Linked DNA regions of Mus musculus: region 1 is linked to region 2. The links are chromatin loops, found by intact Hi-C in ENCODE. Cell type or tissue: heart. All regions are shown on one strand. Links, peaks and the distances in the headings refer to the core of each region. The heading gives the core; the rest is flanking DNA.

Evidence for each region. Peaks named below come from ENCODE experiments on the same cell type or tissue, not always from the same donor. Only the 100,000 strongest peaks of a DNase experiment are listed, where the experiment ranks them.
Region 1: it touches region 2 in a loop (4-fold over the local background); 3 of 42 quality-filtered maps call a loop at or near these places.

What each region holds. Positions count from the first base shown.
Region 1 is chr16:46,919,757-46,933,067 of GRCm38, reverse strand. It overlaps the pseudogene Gm35687. Among named protein-coding and RNA genes, the nearest start is that of Nectin3, 430 kb to the right of the region's middle. In heart, for the core only: a CTCF peak has its summit at 6,832; no DNase peak of the experiment used is centred there.
Region 2 is chr16:46,483,894-46,491,893 of GRCm38, reverse strand. The region is part of intron 1 of Nectin3 (nectin cell adhesion molecule 3); the gene reads left to right. Among named protein-coding and RNA genes, the nearest start is that of Nectin3, 9.1 kb to the left of the region's middle. In heart, for the core only: a CTCF peak has its summit at 4,013 (motif pointing left); no DNase peak of the experiment used is centred there.

The DNA of each region.
Region 1 (13,311 bases), core at 2,399-10,398, 440 kb before region 2:
CAGAGCCTCTCAGGAGACAGCTATATCAGGCTCCTATCAGAAGCAGTTCTTGGCATCCACAATAGTGTCTGGGTTTGGTGTTTGTATATGGGATGGAACCCCAGGTGAGACAGTCTCTGGATGGGATTTCCTTCCATGTTTGCTCCAAACTTTGTCTCCATATTTTCCCCTGTGAGTATTTTGTTCTGCCGTCTAAGAAGGACTGAAGCACCCACACTTTGATCTTTATTCTTCTTGAGCTTCACGTGGTCTATGAATTATATCTTGGGTATTTTTAGCTTTTGGGCTAATATCCACTTACCAGTGAGTACATACCTTGTGTGTTCTTTTGTGACTGGGTTATCTCACACAGGATGATACGTTCTAATTCCATCCATTTGCTTAAGACTTTCATGAAATTTTTAATAGCTCAGGCTGCCCACTTTCTTCCTACCTATTCAATATAGTACTCAGAGTTCTAGCCTGAGCAATGAGACAACAAAGGAGATTAAAGGGATACAAATTGGAAAGGAATAAGTCAAAATATAATTATTTGCACATGATATGATACTATACTTAAGTGACCCAAAAAATTCAACGAGGGAACTCTTAAACCTGATAAACAACTTCAGCAAACTGGCTGAATATAAAATTAATTCAAACAAATCATTAGCCTTCCTCTACTCAAAGGATTAGACAGGCTGAGAAAAAAATTGGTGAAATGACACATTTCACAATAGTCCCAAATAATATTATATACCTTGGTGTGACTCTAACCAAGCAAGTGAAAGATCTGTATGACAAGAACTTCAAGTCTCTGAAGAAAGAAAAATCAAAGAAGATCTCAGAAGATGGAAATATCTCCCATGCTCATGGATTGAGAGGATTTATATAGTAAAAATGGCCATCTTGCCGAAAGCAATCTACAGATTCAATGCAATCCCCATCAAAATTCCAATTCAATTCTTCACAGAGTTAGAAAGACCAATTCTCAAACTCATTTGGAATAGCAAAAAACCCAGGATAGTGAAAACTATTCTCAACAATAAAAGAATATCTGGGGGAATTACCGTCCATGACAACAAGCTGTATTAGAGACAAATAGTGATAAAAAACTGCATGGTACTGGTACAGAGACAGGCAGGTAGATCAATGGAACAGAATTGAAGACCCAGAAATGAACCCACACACCTATGGTCACTTGATATATGACAAAGGAGCTAAAACTATCCAGTGGAAAAAAGACAGCATTTTAAACAAATGGTACTGGCTCAACTGGTGGTCAGCATGTAGAAGAATGCACATTGATCCATTCTTATCTCCTTGTACAAAGCTCAAGTCCAAGTGGTTAAAGGACCTCCACATAAAACCAGAGACACTGAAACTAATAGAAGAGAAAGTGAGGAAGAGCCTTGAAGACATGGGTACAGGGGGAAATTTCCTGAACAGAACACCAATGGCTTATGCTCTAAGATCAATATTTGACAAATGGGACCTAATAAAATTGCAAAGCTTTTGTAACACAAAGAACACTGTCAATAGGACAAAACGACAAGAAGCAGATTGGGAAAATATCTTTACCAACCCTATGTACCATAGAGGGCTAATATCTAATATATACAAAGAACTAAAGAAGTTAGACACCAGAGAACCAAATAAATCTATTAAAAGTAGGGTACAGACCCAGAAGACGTTCCAACTTGTAATAAGGACACATGCTCCACTATGTTCATAGCAGCTTTATTTATAATAGCCAGAAGCTGGAAAGAATCCAGATGTCCCTCAACAGAGGAATGGATACAGAAAATGTGGTACATTTAAACAATAGAGTACTACTCATCAATTAAAACAATGAATTTATGAAATTATTAGGCAAATGGATGGATCTGGAGGATATCATCCTGAGGTAACCCAATCACAAAAGAACACACATGGTATGCACTCATTGATAAGTGGATATTAGCCCAGAAACTTAGAATACCCAAGATACAATTTGCAAAATACATGAAAATCAAGAAGATGGAAGACCAAAGTGTGGATACTTCGTTCCTTCTTAGAATGGGGAACAAAATACCCATGGAAGGAATTACAGAGACAAAGTTTGAAGCTGAGATGGAAGGAAGGACCACCCAGAGACTGCCCCACCTGGGGATCCATCCCATATACAACCACCAAACCCAGACACTATTGCATATGCCAGAAAGATTTTGCTGACAGGATCCAGATATAGCTATCTCTTGTAAGGCTATGCCTGTGCCTGGCAAATACAGAAGTGGATGCTCAGTCATCTATTGGATATAAAACAGGGCCTCCAATGAAGGAGCTAGAGAAAGTACCCAAGGAGCTAAGGGGTCTGCAACCGTATAGGAGGAACAACAATATGAACTAACCAGTAGCCCCCTCCCCAAGCTGTGTCTCTAGTTGCATATGTAGCAGAGGATGGCCTAGTTGGCCATCAATGCGAGGAGAGGCCCTTGGTCTTGTGAAGATCATATGCCCCAATACAAGGTAATGCCAGGGCCAGGAAGCAGTGAGTGGTTAGGGGAGCAGGGCCAGGGTAGCCTATAGAGGACTTTAAGGATAGCATTTGAAATGTAAATGAAGAATATATATATATATATAACCCAAGACAACATCTATGAAAATTTAAGTACGGTTTTGCAGATTCAAGTAAGCAATGGATCTCAGAATGAAATTAAAAATGTGTGTGTTCCCACTTCTCAGTGGCAAATAATGTTACCTTTAGGGAAAGTGTTGAACAACAAGAACAAAACAAGACAAACACATTAAAAGGTTAAACCACAGTCATTTCACTCATGAATGAAAATATATCATACATGATGTTGACCAATTGGACAAAAAATAATTTTGAAATCTTAAGAAAAAAGGGGGTTACAAGTTAAACAAAGAATTCTCAACCTTGAATACCAAATCGCTGAGAAGTACCTAAAGAATGTTCAACATCCTTACTCATCAGAGAACTCAAACAAACTTGAGATTCTACCTTACACCAGTCACAGTGGCTAAGATAAAAAACTCAGATGACAGCAGATGCTGGTGAAGATGTAAAGAAAGAGGACCCCTCACCCAATGCTGGTGGGATTGCAAGATGGTACAACTACTCTGGAAATCAGTCTGACAGTTCCTCAGAAATTTGGACATAGTATTACCTGAGGGCCCAGCTTTATCACTCCTGGACATATACCCAACCTATAACAAGGACACATGCTCCACTACGTTCTTAGCAGCCTTATTTATAATAGCAAGTAGCTGGAAAGAACTCAGATGTCCTTCAACAGAGGAATGGATACAGAAAATGTGGTACATTTACACAATGGAATATTACTCAGCTATTAAAAACAGACAGACCTTTAATATCAAGCGACAGAGACAAGCAGATCTCTTGAGTTCAAAGTCAGCCTTATATAGAGTAAGATTTCAGATAAAGGAAAGCTTAGGTCTAGATGTGGTTTTACACACCTTTAATCCAAGTCCTTAGGAGATATAGGCATGCCGATCTCTTAGGACTATTTAGTTCTCTTCTATCAGTTGCTGAAGTTCAGAAGCAGGTTTATCAGAAGAGCTTTACAGAGGCAGGTTAAAGAGAGAAAAAGCTAGACATGGGTAAAAACATTACAAGCCAGAGAATGAGGAGTCAGAAGATTAGAACAGATTGCTAGAGTTAGATTGAAGTCAAGCAGAGCAATTCAATGAGAAGCAGAAAAAACAAACAAACAAACAAACAAACAAAACAAAACTCAGTTTCAATCAGTCAGACTGATTGGCTAGGGGTTTGAGCCAGAAGTGTTGAATTGAACCAGCCAGTCAGAGCTCAGAAAGATCTAGAAAGGGTGAGCTTATTCAGCAGTAAGTCCCAGTGGCTAAAAATATTCGTGATTTAGATTGGGTCTATGAGGCTAGAAGCTTCCAGGACTAGGGATAGGTTAGCAGATGGATGCTTCAAGAGCATAAAAAAAATTCACAGATAGCAACAGTTTGATCAATAAAGTTCTATTTTTTATAATTATCCAGACTCACTTATTTTATGAAAGCAATGTGTGTTGTCTGAAATTCTCTCCAAGTGTTGATAAACATTTAATCAAAAGTAATTTTCCATATGTAGAATGTCTGTCCTGCTGTGCTTTTTCAGATATGGTTTCAAAACAGACTACACATGAAAACGTTTTAACCTGTGTTTACATGAGCAAGTTCAAAATGTATTCTTTCACTGCTCACTGCATGTATAAAATGAATTTTAGTTCATTTCATTCTTTACTACCCTTCCTGTTCCTCCATTCTCTCTCATCCTGAAACCCTTCTTTTTCCAAATAAGCCCACCTACTTCTCCTCTCTGAGTTTTACTGATGCTCCCACAGACCTGAGAGCATGAGACAACATATCAGTAGGTTGAAGAAACTGACAATGCCCTCAGCAGCAACTATTAACTTCCAGTAGTGCCTCAATGAGAAGTAGGATCACATAAGCTACTGTAAGCTTACATAAGCCAAATATGTCATCTATGCTAGAATGTTGTGAAGGTAATCACAGGTGCCATGAGGTCATGAGTATAAAGGCTGAGTGTGTACAGAAAGCACCTTATTGCTATACATCTCCCATTGTCCCTTCTGCAATGTTTCATGAACCTTCAAGAAATGGGTTTTAGGGTTCAATTTTCCACCATCAATTGTTCTAAAAACTTTGATCAATTATATTTTGGATCACTACTGTCCTTGCTATGAAATTCTTCTCTGACAAATGCTGAGAGTGCCACTGTCCTGTGTGTACAAACTTGAGTACTTAGAAGGCAGTTTGACAATGTGACCATTAAGCAAAATAGTAGGGGTAAATTCCTCTCAAGGCCTTTGACCTTCTAACACATTTACACATGACCAGATATAGATATGAGTTGTCCTCCATGCAGTTTGCTGCAAATCTATTCAGGAAGCAGTTGGTTACCACCATAACAACCATGGCACTATTGTACCAGAGGAACGATCTTGTTTGGTAGATCGTTATTGTAGATTGTGTGATGTGTAGCTCAATTTCTCTCCTTGCAGCCTGTATAGCACCTTCTAGCACCATAGGGTTCACGAATAGAAAGGAAACTTTTAGCCTCGACTTCTCTTTGCCCTGTGTGACATCTTCAGCAACAGAGTATTGCCATCCCATTATGGTAGGCAATCAAGAGCAATGACAATTTCCTGTTTAGTTTTGAGGCATCTGGGGTCTTCTTCATTAACATCTCATAGCTATATTGTCATGCTCCTTCATTCTGTCTCAACAATAGTATTGTAGTTGAAGAGGTTCTTTGCTATGTTTTGATATGGAAAAAATTACAAATGAAAGCTCCAAACTTAGAGGAAACAGGAAATGCTGTTTCCAAGCCCTGAAGTATAGAAATCCATGTAACCATGCATTGATGAAGGCAGCACTCTGTGGCTCCCAGTACAGAAGAGTACAGTGTAGCATCTGGGTCACATTAAAGGGAAGGCAGCTAGAATAACAGATGACAATGTAAACTGCTAGACTCAGTCTATGGACAAAACTACATAGTGACCTTTTATCTCCTTCACTTCTTTTTTTTTGTTGGTAAGCCCTTTTAATAAATGCCTGAGAGCTGTGGCTTCAACGATGGGAAAAACACAGCAGGCTTAACTTTTACTAATGTCTCATCAGAGCCAAGCAAAAGGTCAATAGTTAGTGTTACTGAGACGGCTGCTAACAAAGAGTGTGGCCTAAGCCATAATGACAAAGCCTTGCTGGGTGCTCCCTCCTAATTGAACTTCTTGACATTAATGCTTGTTAGAATCCAGGCAACTACATTTAAATTTTGAAGTTCTCTCTTCAGTGCCCTTATTAGATATTCCTGTCCTGCTTACTCATAGTATGGATGTTGTAAAATCACAAACCTTTATTTTAACATAAAGATTTTCAAGCTGTATGTCTAAAGCACATGCTAAGAAAATTCGATATCTGACATTTCAAGAAATTTTGCTTGTGATACTATATTGGGTGCACCCATAGGTACTCTTGTTTATTAGTGTTTGTTTTTGGAATCATTGTGGCAGTTTGGAAAATAACGGCTTTTCTCTCTGGACTGGAGTTACAGCAAGCACTCTAATGTTTACTATCTTTCTTTAAATAAATAAATAAATAAACAAACAATAAATAGAAAAAATTATTGTAAATAAACACATGCATTCTAGTGCCCAGGCCAAGCATATTCTCGATGCTTCCAGACATCCAGAAAGAAGCCTGGAAGTTAAGGTGCGCGTTCTCTGTAGCTTGGAGTAATGACGCTGAGACTCCCTGGTTAAATAACTAGGAGTGACTGGTTGGAGCAAACCAGCTATGTACATTTGGTGTTGCCTGGGCTGCAGCTTAAGGCAGAGCTGTTCTGGGTTCATATGAGCCGGTGTAGACAGCTAGCTAACCTACTTAAATATGGATGGGGTGACATTTCTTCAGCAGTCGAGGCCCAGGAACCTTGTCTGTTCTTTTCTGACTTCTGGCACCACTATTCTTTTCTAGGAGCTTCAGGATGCTACTGACTCTAGGGCCCAAAGCTTGGCCCCAACCTCTCACAGTTCAAACCCCTTCTCAAGATCTCAGTTAATTCTGTATGTAAATTCCCAGCACTTGCCAGGACAGGGCCAGCCTCAAAGCTCTGGGTGAAGAAGTAGACTGTTGATTACCTCCCTGTTTGGAACAGGGCTGAGCCTAGCTGGCCAGAAGAGCTGAGAAGAACAGTGGCACCAACGACAATGGGCAGAGCCCCTGAACCAGGCTGCTGTGGGTCAGGGTGACTTCAGCGTGCTGGACCACAAGGGCTATCCTAGATGCAAAGCCAACTTCTGCGGCCAGAGGGTGCTGATGTGCATTGGTTTCTGTCACTGCCCTGACCTTGGCCCCATAAGAAGAAAAAGCTGATGCAGGTGGTGCAGAAGCTAAAGGCAGAGCCTGATCTGTCTCTGGTGCAGCCTGTCTTCAGCACTATGGACCCTCAAGTTGGTATCTACTATGTATGACTGACCAGCAGCTAAGAATCCTGTCATTCAAAGTCATACTTCTTTGACAAGTGTATTTGAGAAATGTATGATCAATCTATAATTGTAGGTATACTGATACTATATTTTGAACTTACTTATACTGTCACCTTTACTTGAATTATAACAAAATGATAAGCATTTTAGGTTGAAGACTATGATTACTACCACTCTTGAAATTTGATGCATGTATTAAAGATACTTTGGATAATCCACAGCATGACCATTCATCATCTCCCCGCCCCCCAAGTTAGCACTTTGTATCTTCCAAAAAAAGAGAACTGGCCCTTAACTTTCATTTTAAAGAATAATACAGTCATGTGCTACAAGGGGTTTTAAAGGATTACATCCTCGTACTGTCCTATTGGCTGAAAAATTCAGATCTATGTATGATGTTACCACCAAGTTGTAAACTGGACCTGCATATCCAACTTGGGAGACAGTGTTAAATTTTAAATAGTGAAAATTAAGTAGAATTAAATTCAGTACTGAACTTAACCAGAACCATTTCGATGTGTACCTGTGGCTAGTGCCTTCCATATGGCACAGCCTGATTATAGCATACTCCCAGTGTCTCGGTAGTTCTGGTTGTAGACACTAGTAAGGAAGCTTAAGCTTTGTAACTTCATCATTCTAAACTCAAAACCTCCCAGGCATATGTCTGATGTTTTCACAATGTTATTTTGCTAAGATTTGTTTCCATGTTTTAACTCCCAGAAATGTCTGTTCCGCTGGTCTCAATACATTTTCCCAAATAAGCCTGCCAGGCTCATATTGTTCTATTATAGATGCCCACAATAACTCAATGCATGAAGTCATTTTCCCCTTCCTTCTTTCTGTCTTTTTGTCTGCCTGTCTGTCGGTCTTCTTATGTGGATATCTCTTTCATTTTCAGTACATTACAGAATATGCTGAGGTTACATACAAACATTTATCTAAATATCACAAAAAATTGAGTTATACATTAAATCAGAAATTTATAAATTCAGGTCACAGACACGAAAAAGCATAAGCATTTTACATAACAAAATAACTTTCTTTCCAATCCTCCCACTCATCCTGGCGGGAAGGCAATTGTCAGCAACCAACAACTTCCGGTTGAATTAGGTAATAAATATATTTAACCAGAGCATGGTGCCCTTGGTGTATTAGTGTCTCCTTTTAATTTTTTATCTTATCAATGTAGTAAATTAGAAGCTTTTCTTATTATAATATTCATCATAGAGATAACACTCATCATAGAGAACCTTGAATATACAAAAGAAAATAATGATGATAATGTTATTTAGCAATGACAGCCATGAATATTCTAGTGTCGCAGAGACTCCGATCAACAAGTCACAGCCCCACATTTTATAAATGTGTTTCTTAATGTTTTGTATATATTATTTCCCATTTTTGCGATGCTTCTGATGATTTCCACTTTTATTAGGTGTGGTTCCTAATTTTAATAGCAGCTGAATTTTTATTTACTTGATATAATTGACCTGAATTGTGCATGTTGGATCTTCTCCATCTTCCCTCAGAATAGGACCATACATAAGCCTAGGGCCTTAAGAATGGTAGGTTAATGTGAAATTGTTGAGATAGAACTGATGTCTCTAAAAAAGGGGAGACAATGCAGAGCATACCAAGAAAGCAGCCATCTCTCCAAGCCATAGAGAGTAGCCACTGGAGAAATCACACCTCCCATTATCTTGGTCTTAGATGTCTAGTATCTAGGACAGGAAAAGAATGTTCAAATAAATGTACCCAGATTGTGGTGCCCTGTCATATCAGCCCTCATAACTAATATGCTTGATTTCTAAGATTTTATCTTTTGTTTCTTCATTCATTTTATGTATATGGGTGTGGGCATGTGCCCACCAGAAAATACCCAGTAGGACCTGAGTCTTTCCTACCACTACCTGAGTGCCAGAAATTCAACTCTTTAGTTTTGTAAGCAAGCACCTTTTCTCGCTGATCCATCTTGCTGTCCCCAAGTTTTCATTGTATAAATGAAGCTATAATCTCAGAAAACTTTTATGCCCATTTCCGAGTATATTTCTATACAAAGATGTTTCTAGAAAAAAGATAATTTAATTTCATAAAACATTTTAAATATTTTTTAAATCGTGAAATGCTATACTTTCCTAGCATGCAATATTTTCCTGAAATTGTCAACAATAAAAATCACAGCTATTAGTATATTTCACTACATAGTGTGTATGTTTGTGTTTGTGTAATTGTGATAAGCATACATTATTTTATATCCAAGCACCATGCACCAGGCACCCATGATCAAGAAGCACAGAGGATGGTGTTAGTTAGCTTCTTACAGACTCTGTTTTTCTGAGGCATGGTCTTTCTATTAACCTTGTGTTTGTGTGGATGAGAACCACCTCCATCATCTCATATGTTTGAATACTTGGTCTCCAGTGGGTAAAACTGTTTTGGAAGGATTGGAAGGTGTGGCGTTTTTGGAATATATGTGTCACTGGGGGCAAACTTTAAGATTTAAAAAAAAAAAACCAAAAACATGTCCCATTTTCTTCTGTGCCTCTCTGACTCTTGCTTATGGATCAACTTATGAACTCTCAGCTGTTCACCATGCATTTGCTCCACCTTCATGGACTCTATACCTCTGAAAACATAAGCTCAACTAAACACTTTCTTTTATAAGCTGCTTTAGTCATATAGTTTTTGTTACAAATATAGAAAAGTAACTAAGACATACCTGGAGCTCCTAATCTTTTTAGCTGAGCTGGTAGCCCCCAAGCCCCAACAATCCTCCTGATTCCACCCTAGATAGATTAGGATCATAGGTAGATGTCAGACCAGGCTTAAATAGTTATATGCAGGCTTATGTCCAAACTCAGCTCTTCAGTGTTGATCAGTAAGCATGTTTAACCACTAAGCTATTTTTCAATGCCCACATTTGTATTCATTAAATTTAACTCAATTTTATTTTTTCAAATAATTATTGGTCAGCATTCAATTATGGTAATGGGGTGTGTAAACTTAAGAGACTGAATGGATATATGAATATAATTAAATACTAATAAGTAAAATCACTTACATGTATTTGGATATAGATATTTACATATAATAAATGTTTTTCTATTTTTATTATATAACTCAGTAATAGTTTTATATTAATTTACATGATATTGTTTCTTTTTATTGTTGTAACATATCACTCTGTATGAATATATCTTAATTATTTAGCTACTCTTTTAGAATAAAATTTTAGTTAATCTGCTTTTGTTTTTTCTGTTAGCAATGTAAATGCCACAAACCCAGAGACACAGTTATAATGTTTGATTGTGCAATGAGGAAAAGTTCTCTATGGTATATGTCAATAAGCAAAAATGTTGGCATTACTTATTGGAAAGGTCAGATAATATAATGAAGAATATTAGGTAATAAGAACTCTGTTATCAGGATGCCTGGTCAAAGTGCTGGTTGTAGGGATTTGGTCATTGGCTAAGTGTCCTAACCTCTCTAAATCAGGTCCTCTTTCTGTAAATGATGAAACATGTAGCATTTATCTACACTATTACAAGGTGAATTAGCATTTCCATGTTTAAAAAATGCTACACTGTAAATATTGATTATATTCTTAACGGTGTAACCTATTTAACAGGTATTTAAGAAATTTGATTCTTACACATTGATTTTTCCTCCTGAAATTTGATATCATTATTTATTATTTCCAATAGTTTGGAAAGTTTTGGTAGAGTATTTTCCTATGTATGAAATAAAATCTTTTGCAAATAGTGACAACTTTAATTTTCATGGAGCTGCAGTTCCTAACAATATTAGTTCTTAGAATTTTTTTTTACCTTTCTTATATGTCTTTTGAGTAGCTATCATTAGATTCTCTACTTTGTATAATTAGTAAATGATTCTAGAATCTGAATAAAAAAAAGATTTTTTTTTTTTTTTGGTTTTTTTTGAGACACAGTTTCTCTGTATAGCCCTGGCTGTCCCAGAGCTCACTTTGTAGACCAGGCTGGCCTTGAACTCAGAAATTTGCCTACCTCTGCCTCCCGAGTGCTGGGATTAAAGGCGTGCGCCACCACCACCCGGTGTAAAAAAGAATGTTTTATTCCTGTAAATTCACCAGCACATGGGCTTGCAGATTTATTTTCAGTTTATGGCTTGTGTGTGTGTGTGTGTGTGTGTGTGTGTGTGTGTGTGTGTGTGTGTGTGTGTAGCTGTAGTTTACTCCTTTTCTTTATTGTACAGTAAGTATTTCAAAGTAACTATTTAACCCAATAATTCTCTTTCCAAAGGAATTTCAAGTAGTTACTCATTTTGCTATTATTCACATCACTGAAGCAATCATTCTCATAGATGGTATTTGCTGTCTACTGATAAAAGTTTCTTTCTACTTATGTAAAATATGGGGATCTCAAACCAAGAACAAACCCCAAACTTGAAGTAAAACCAAATGCACAGTCTTAGATTACATATTCATGACTAAGACCTAATTAACAAGTATTTCTAGAGATCTTCAAAAACATCAGTCTTATCTTGTGTACGGTGTTCCCAAGTAATAAAAACCAGATAGTCTTGTCCCCTCAGAAAGATTTAGTAGTGGCTGTGTTTCTGAGAAAGGCTTAACGGACTTGAAAGAAGAGTTTCACATATGGATTCCTAAATGCCACACCATTCCTGAGTAACATGAATTGTCAGCAAACAAAGATGTCAAGAGCTGCAAGAGTGTTGTCCTTCACCTCCTTCCAGCACCCACTGGGTCAGGGCTTAGGAAGGCAGCAAAGCTGTACCAGTGCTCTCCCGAGTAAGGAACATTCTGCAAGGTCATTGCAAAGTCTGTGAGGAAAAGAGATGCACTATTCAAGACCAAAGGGAAAGATGGGCCTTCCCCTCTGCATCTCCTCCCTGCTGGGATGCCAGCAATCATACTCCTCAGTCACTTCCTTAGTATTCATCTTTAATAATGTGTAACCACAACCTGTCATTACAATCAGAGGACAAAATCAAACATAAAAATGTGAATAGAGGCTACATAAAAAAATAATCAGTTTGCTCATCACGGAATCCCTGGCGGTTGCCTTAACTCATATTCCGCTCCATCATCTCATCTGTTCTGCCTCAGGCTTCAACTCTCAGCCTCCCCTGTGCCGTGATCAGGCAGTATTTGCTTTCTTACACATTGTCATCCACAGGAAAAATCATGGATGCAAGTGGCCTTAAGTAATTTCCACAATAAGCTTGAAAAAAACAAGATGGCCGCAATCTTCCCTAGAGTCAATACTGTGACACGCCATTCAAAGCACTGCAGGCGTGGGACTGAGCTAGAGAAGCCAGTACAGCAAAAAGAATTTTACAGAGTTTCAGGTTTTAAAGGAAGAATAGAGCTGTCAAATGTCAGTCTTATAAAACAATAGGAAAATGGCATGCAAAGTGTGCTAATTCACAAATTACTTGATCTTGAGGTTCTCAAATACATATGTGTATGTGTGACAAGCATACACATATATATCCAATCCCTCATGTATAGATAAATGTGTGTGTGTGTGTGTGTGTGTGTGTGTGTAGATATTATGTAGTTTTAAAATCTTAAAAGATAAATATTGGTTTGTTCATTATTAGTTAGTCAAGGAAAAATATAAAACTCAAGTGAGTACTGGATCTAGCTACAGCCAGGAAGCCTGGTTGCTCTTTTAAAGGCCATGAAACTTTAAACAGACTGCTGCATTTTCTGATGTGCAGCCTCATTTTGATCACAGTAAACATCGAGTTCAACAATCTGAGCAGTTCTCCCTTTTCATAGTCCATGTGAAAGAACAGAAACCCCTTCTCTAACCACACTTATTGTGACATAGCTCAGACATGGATCATGTGAACCCTAAATGCCCTTGTGTGGTTTCTAAGTCACCTAACAAAACTAAAGTTCAAACTTATTTATATATTAGAATATTTGGGGAATTAAAGAACATGCCAGTGCCCAGAAAACCTGAAAGATTCAGATTTCCATAGCCAGCATAGGATATGCTATTTATCCAATAAAATGATACTTGAATGCTCTCTGAATGATTATCTGCAGTGATCAAGAAAAAATTTTCCCAGGGTTTGTGATGCATAGCTAGATGCAGATTCCTACATTGCCCTTCACATTAGTGCGCATGCCAAATACCTAGAATCATTCAGTCAGCAAATCAGGCAGCAGACTTGAAAGGAATTGAGTAAATACTGACTCTCCTTATTAATCCCCTTGGCAAGTCTTCCACACAAAGGATATGGACACAGACTGGCACATCCTGTGGACCTGGAGCTG
Region 2 (8,000 bases), core at 1-8,000:
TTAAATAAAACTTTATAGTTATTGCTAGTCATTAAAAACTGATTGAAGAGAAGATAGCTATGATAGTCTTATTAAAAACAGAATTTTGACTGACTGCTCTTCCTAAGGTCCTGAGTTCAAATCCAGAAACCACATGGTGGCTCACAACCATCTGTAAAGAGATCCGACGCCCTCTTCTGGAGCGTCTGAAGACAGCTACAATGTACTTTTATATAATAAATAAATACATCTTTTAAAAAAAGTAGTAAGTGTATTTCTATAGATTATCATATTAACTCTTAGTCTCCATAAAAATTGACAGTAAGAACTATATGGTTTTCAAAAGATAAGACATTTAATTAATAATTACTATTAATATGCAAATCAGAGTAAAGTAATCCTTAAGACGATAATAGAATTTTAAGTATTCTGTGTGCCAAGCATTCTGAAAACACTTCGAATATCCAAACATCATTAATTTGTCATACTTTTGGTTTTTAAATACATTTTTGCTTAAAATTGCCCTTTAATTCTTAGACACAGATACTTTACTGAATTTCATTAAGCTCATGATCTTAATTTTTAAAAATTACTTATTTTCTTTGCTTTTTGGACACAAAGTGTCACTATGCAGATATGTCTATCTTGGAACTCACTATGTAGACCAGGTTGGCCTCGAACTAGAGAGCTCCAGTGTGCCTCTAGCCTCCAGGTGCTGGAATTAAAAGCATTAGTCACCACACCCAGCCTATGTATTTTTTCATATGTATGCATGTATGTGTATGCATGTCCACATATGTGTGGGTGCACGTATTTATGTAGGTTCATGTATGTGGGTGTATACATGGAGGTCAGAAGTAGAGATTGACAGACTCTGTCTATTCTCTACATTATTCCTTGAGGCAAGGTCTCTCAATTGAACCCAGAGCTGGAAGACAGGGCCGGTCTGGCTAGCCTGGAGTTGCCTGTTCCTCCCAGGGTTGCAATTACAACCTCCCAGTGTTTATGTGCGTTCTGGGAATTTGAACCCCAGTACTCTTTCTTCCTTGCATGAAAAGCACCTTGACAACTGAGCCTTCTCTCTTCCCTGTATGATTTTTATTATTTTTTAGTAGAGTCTGACAGTTCATTCATTTAGGTTTGTTGGAAACATTTTTAAGGGTGGACTTGAAGTTTTTTCCTAAATGGCTCTCTTATAGGCCATCAACTTAAAATTTCAGTGAGGATTGCCGCACATTTGTCTTGATACTTCTCTATTTCATATTTTATGGTTACCTTAGGATAATTTACGCTTATAGATTTCACGTATGTACTTTAAACTAGTGTAGGGTTATTGATTGCTTACCATTCATTGTACTAATCGTATAAGTAGGTAGTAGAAGAGTTGTGTATTGTGAGTTGGAGAGCATGGAGTTTCAAGGTGTCTTGAGAGACACTTTTAGAATCTTCCCCCAGGTGATTCTCCTTGTTGCAACCTTTTTATTTACAGCCTGTCCAGGTGAGCAGATTTTGAAAGAGACACACTGCACCATCTTCTTCACCCTTCTGTATTTGCATGTGCTTCTCATGGGGTGGGGTGGGCCACTCGAGTTTCCTGACTTCAAGGGTTTAGCAACAAAATCAAGTTTAGTCTTAAGTGCACATGTGTACAATATGGTGTAATCGGACCTACACAATCATGTTTTCCTAACATTGCATTTAAAGGTTTAAAAAATAAACATGACATGAGATAACCAAATACCATTTCAGCATATAATTGATATTCAAATTGTAGATACTTATTTTTATGTTAGAGTTTTTGAAGTCCTGGCATTTTATACCTACAGATAGGTTCAGTTTGGATAAGCCACACTGAATGCTCTTAATAGTGAGATGTATTGTAGCTGATGGCTACCACTTGAGACATTGAAGCAGTAAACTATAAATTGTCTCTGAAGTATGTTATCCTCTATGGGATTATAATCACATTGTTTTACCAACTTACAGTCTAAAGTACTTGCTGTAAGAATGGCTTTCCTCATTAAGGTGTCCCTCACAGCTGCATATGTACTGTGAGAATGTAAATCCATTTTCCTGTGGTTTTATGTTCAGAATAGTGTTGGTAGGATTTTTTCATGGAACATTCGTCTTAGGAAGAAAATACCATGATTAATGTATTTGAGAATTGGAAAAGGTATATACTAAATAATTAATACCTCTCACAAAAAAGTTCACAGTGTGCATTAGATTATTAGTGGTCTAAAAGCTTGTTTCATGAAGCAATCTATTTTAACTATTCTTTTTATTAAATGCTTATTATATTGTAAAAGCTATACTATACAAAATATGTTAAGGGAGCTATGAACTGTTGAGATGTATTTTAAATTTGAGGTGCAAACTAGGGAAGATTGATAGGCCGGGCTTTGTTACCTGCAGTGCTTTCCCACTGTGGTTTGTTTTGTTTTGTTTTATCTGTTGGCTTCTCATTGCTATACCCATTTTGCATTTGAAGAGGTTCAATAAAATAGCCCTTTTGAAGGAATGTAAATTTTCTTCAGTGGTATTGTAAAAATCAGCTATGCGTTATTTAAGTAGTGTGGATGTAGTTTAAACAGCTTCCAGTGGGGGTATATTGTTATGATGTGCATGAAGTGGGTAGACTTATGATTGGTAGTGTGTTATCTTATAATGCAAATATTCCAGAGCTGCTGTTGGGGAAGACATGAAAGTACCAAATAGAAAACCTAAAAATAGGTTGTGCATAGAGCCAGCCCTTCAAGTCAGTAACTTAGAACAGCACAATTAAGAATGACCTGCACTCTTCAGAGAACGAAACTATAATGAATGCAGCACTGCAAAGCTCGACAGGGTTAGCTTTAAACAAACGATTCTGTGAATTGGGCAGGATAGAAATGATTGGCCTTACAAAATATTTTGGACCTTTGTTTTTGAAGACATAGAATAAAATTTCTTAAGTATAGCTACACTGAGTTAGGTTAAAATTAATTTCATAATGGTTAAAATTCATTTCATAATGGTCTTGTCATTGTGGATCCAATTTGATTTAAATTAGAGATAATTGTTTATGGCTCTAAGTTCAACTTAATGCTAAGGCAGTCGGTAAAATGATTTTAACTGGTTTAGAAATTGGTTACGTCCTTTACTTAGAAAAAATGTTTTTTTTTTTAATGCCTTTTATTTAATTGTTTTTGAAGCGATTACAACTCAGAGTGGGGTGGGATAATGCACACAAAGAACACTGGGACCTTGGTTTAAGTGTGCAGGGCTACAACATCAGCAGCATTTTCTCACTAACTTGGAAGTGTGCTTATGTTCATAGCTGACATAGCTACTCTGAATTCTTGCAATTCTTGTAAAACTTGAAAGAGATAAACAAATAACTAGCATAAGACTCTAGAAACATGTCAGTAACACATTCGTATTGAATATCAATTTTGGTATTAGTTTCTTATTCACAAGCAATATTTAAACAGAATGAAATTTAACATAAAATACCAGTGAAGAGTTGCCCTTTTCTTTTGCTTATTGTATATTATTGTAATGTCAAAAGGTTCTCTTTTTTATAAATTGATATAGACCCTATACCTGACTGGTTTTGAAATGAAAAAAGACAGTATTTAAAGTCTAGGGTTGGCAATGGTAATGAACAGGTATGTTTTAGAAAAATATGGCTGCCTGGTTAAAGTATGACATTTTATTGCTGTATCTAAGAAGATAGTTCAAAAGTAAAAATAGATTATTTTCATAGTTTCAGTGAGAAAACCTTTTCAGTTCAAGACCGAAAGTAATTAGTAGTAATTATGGTACCTATTTTGAAGCCATGCATTGTTTAGTAAACTATTTATATATAAACACACTTAAATACATGGATAATGTGTGTGTGTGTGTGTGTGTGTGTGTGTGTGTGTGTGTGTGTGTGTGTGTATTCTGCAGATTTTTATAACATTCCACAGGCCTCTTGTCCTGGAAAGCTTTAATGTTGATGGTGTCCTTTAAGATCAGGGTTTTCTCTGAGGATACTTGTGTTGCTTTGCTGCCCTCTACAGTCGTCTGGAGTAGTGCCTCTGTTTGTATTAGTTGCTGCTTTTCCTATCAGATGGGTAAAGTACTTGTTGATTTGTGAAGCTTAAGTTTAAAGAGTGGGTGGAATATTATTTATAGTTTAAATATAATAAGGTTTAGATAATTATAACACTTGATCTTGTTACACAGAAGTTAAAGGACTTAGCAATTGGACTGGAGGGAGATGCTGCTCATTGACTTAATCAGGCCATGATACCAGAGTGTGTGCCTTGGGGCTGTCAGGACTGATGACCAGGGAAGCCCAAAAGAGACAAGTAGAGTTCAGCTGAGTAAAATTATTTCAAATAGGAACGAGACTTCCCCACGTCTTATTAAACAAAGAACACCCCTTTGGAATACTGGGCCTTAAGACATGTGCAGTTTATTTCTTTTTACAGTGCCTGGGACCAAACTTTAGGCCTTGAACATGCTTTCCCACTGAGCTATATGGCCTTTGCCTAAGAAATACGAAGTTCAGTGTCAGGAGATCTGCAGTGAAGAGGGGTGTGTGTGTGTGTGTGTGTGTGTGTGTGTGTGACAGGGAGGGGGAGGGGGGAGAGAGAGAGGGAGGAGAGAGGAGAGAGGAGAGAGAAAATTTAATTACTTTCTACTTTTAAATGATACTTCATTCACAAAATTGCTGTGGAAATTAAGTTCTACTCTACATCCACAACAGAGCACGTGTGCAGTGTTGTGGGATAAGACTTGGTGGTTCAGGTCAGTAGTCTCAGCTATCTACAGGGCTGAGACAGGATTTCAGTTGAAAGTTCAGGAATGTGAGCCTAGCAGCATAGTGAGACGTTGTCTTAAAATAAAGAGTAACAAGAGAGTTGAGCATATAGCTCAGTGGTAGAGCCCAGGTTTATCTTGCATGAGACCTTGTCTTCTGTCTCTGGTACCATAAAAGTAAATGAAAGTTGTTTGTAGGATTATAGGAAGAATATCTTTTACTATTGATGGAGAAGGACTTGAGGAGGAATTTAACATTTTTTGGCTGGGGAATCTAATGAGGTAGAAGATAGTACATTGATCTAATGAGGTAGAAGATAGTACATTGAAAAGACTACTGGGGTAAGGATTCTAGAAGGAATGAGTTTTTCTGTGGTATTCAAATAGGAACTTGATGGAGGCAAGTGGTTATTTTTCTTAGCTAAGATTACACTGGTTAACAGGAGCTATGGTGGTTTGAATGAGCTATGTCTGCTATAGGACATTTGAACACATGGTCTTCAGTAGATGATTTTTGGGGAATTTAGGCAGTGTTGGGAGGTGGGGCCTCACTGGAGGAAGCACATGAGTTCCTGCTCCCTCTGCACTTTTCGTGTTGATGGGAAGGGCCATGCTCAGCTCCTTCTCTTGCTTCCATGCAGTTCCTTCTCTGCCATTGTGGACTTTCCTCTGGAGCCAACACCCAGGCAAACCAATTTCTTAAGTTGTTTTGTAACAGCAAAAGAAAAGTGACTAATAAGAGAAAATGGAGCATTGATGTGAAGAACCTGGGTACATTGGTTTTTTTTTAAGGAATATGAAGAGCTTTGGGAGTTTGGACTAGCAAAGGTGTTGAATGTTGTAAACAGAGCTCAACAAGGCATTGTTATAGGAGGAAATGTCTACAAGGGAGACCTGGCTTGTCAAGTTTCAGAGGTAGAACAAAGAAGTAGCAGTTGAACTACAGGCCATTTGTGTGATATTTTGTCAAATAATCTGATTGCATTATGCCCTTGTCTGGAGAACTTGCCTGAAGCTAAATTAAATAAGTAATTTCTTGGGCTGGAGAGATGGCTCAGCGGTTAAGAGCACTGACTGCTCTTCCGAAAGTCCTGAGTTCAAATCCCAGCAACCACATGGTGGCTCACAACCATCAGTAATGAGATCTGACATCATTTTCTGGTGTGGCTGAAGACAGCTGCAGCGTACTTACATATAATAAATAAATCTTAAAAAAAAAAAGATGTCCTTCAGACATGAGTGTAGGGAAAAAAATTAAGTAATTTCTTTAGTAGAGAAGATTTGATGATAGTTGATGTTTGATATTGAGTCTGTTGGCATGATTATTAATGAATTCTTTTGGGGGGGGGGAAGTTTACGTTTGAAAAGCAAGAGGACAGAAACAAAGAAGAAAAGATGGCTGGGAAAAACTTTGGTAAATGTGGTGCGTGTAGGGCAGGGCCCATCTCAACCTTGGCAGGGCTTTCCATTACCCTGGATTGGATCGTGAACACTAATGCCACACGAAAGAAGCACATTAAAGGAGATGAGTGCAGACTTGTCCACAGGCCATCGGCCTCAGAATTCAGTGTTCTCTCTTCGGGATCATGACGTGCCATTTCTCTTATTTAGAAGTGCAGTGTGCCAGGCCATACCTGTATTTTCTACAAGCGCTGGAGATATAGTTTAGCTACTACAATGCTTGCTTAGCATACATGGGCCCTGGGTCTGATTCCCAGCATCACACAAATCACGTATTGTGACTCACACCTGGAATCCGTGAGGAGGGTAGGGTTAGGAGCAGACACTCAGAGTCAGTCTTAGAAGCAGGTCTGGAATACATGAGACCCGGCTTTGGGTCATAGAGGAAGGAAGGGGAAAAAAGTAGATTGCTAGTCAGGAAGAGAAACATTGAAGCATCAAGGACTCTGCTTTATTAAGTTGTGTGCATGCATGTGTATGCCCAAGGAGTGCAGTAAGAGGGCATCAGACTCCCGGGAGTTGGAGTTAAGCTGCTCCAAATGTGAGTGCTAGGAACCAAATTAATGACCTCTCTAAGAGCATTGAGAGCTCTTAACCATAGAGCCATCTCTCTAAGTCCCAGGACTCAATAATTTTAGTACAAAGAGAAGGGGGAAAATGTCAAATCCGAGTGTATTATCCAGTGAGGGTCTAGTGGAGATAGAGGCTAGGGCCTATTCTTGGGAAAGATAAAATGGAGAGTGAAGAGTGAATCAGCTCACTAGGAACTGAATGTATGCGTCTCTCCTTCATTTATGTGTTGACCTCTAATCCCCACTGTGGTAGTGTTAGTGAGTCGCTCAGGTGACTGAGTTTGAATAGGTCGGAAGGATAGTACAGCAAGAAAATAATAATCCACAAGGCAGGAAGACCTGTTGGCAGGACCTGGACCATGCTAGCACACTTAATCAGACTTTTGGCTCTTCAGTGTTTAAGGAAATACCTTGTTTAAGTCACCAGCCTGGTATTGTCCCAAGCTCTAAGTCATTAAGTTTCAGAGTTCTCAGCTAAGGAGTGCCTAGAACTTGACTCCAGCGAAAGTAAATGATTGAAGGACAGTGAGTGGTGCAGATATGGAACTGAAGGAAGCTACTTGGGTGTCCAGAAGTTTAGATCAAATCCCATTGAAGAGGCTGCCCAGGACTTTACTCTTCAAAGCACTGGATAGTTTAGCTTTGCCTCTGACACTGACTGATGAAATTGGATACTAGATTGTGTGGCATAGGCCTGTAAAACCAGCTACGTGGGAGGCTAAGGCAGCAAGAGCATGCATTTTGAGGGCTTCTAGGGCAGACTTAGGCTTACTGTAGCTCAGGAAAATACATTACCTGAAGTTGCCCATGTATAGACAATGAAAGGGAAGCCTGTTCTTGTCCACATGAATTTTATGACCTCTAAATCTGTAGGGAAGGCATGGGAGATGCACATGGGAAATGGGATATAGCAAGGTTCAGGAACAGAAAACATAAGAGAGGCTGATCTTTAAGGAGTCTTCATAGTAGAAGTACCTTCTAAGGTGAGGGAAATAAAATCATAGGGAGAGAGGAAAGTTATAGACAGGGAAGGATTTGATCTTTCATGATTTTAGTGATATATTTTGAAATAAATCAGTGTGAATGATAGCTGAAAGCAATGAAGTAAGACATATGAAGAATAAATTGTGAATCAGCTTTGAAGGCACAAGTTGACAGAAGTTGAACTTGTGAAATGTAAATGATGGGGTGGTAGTA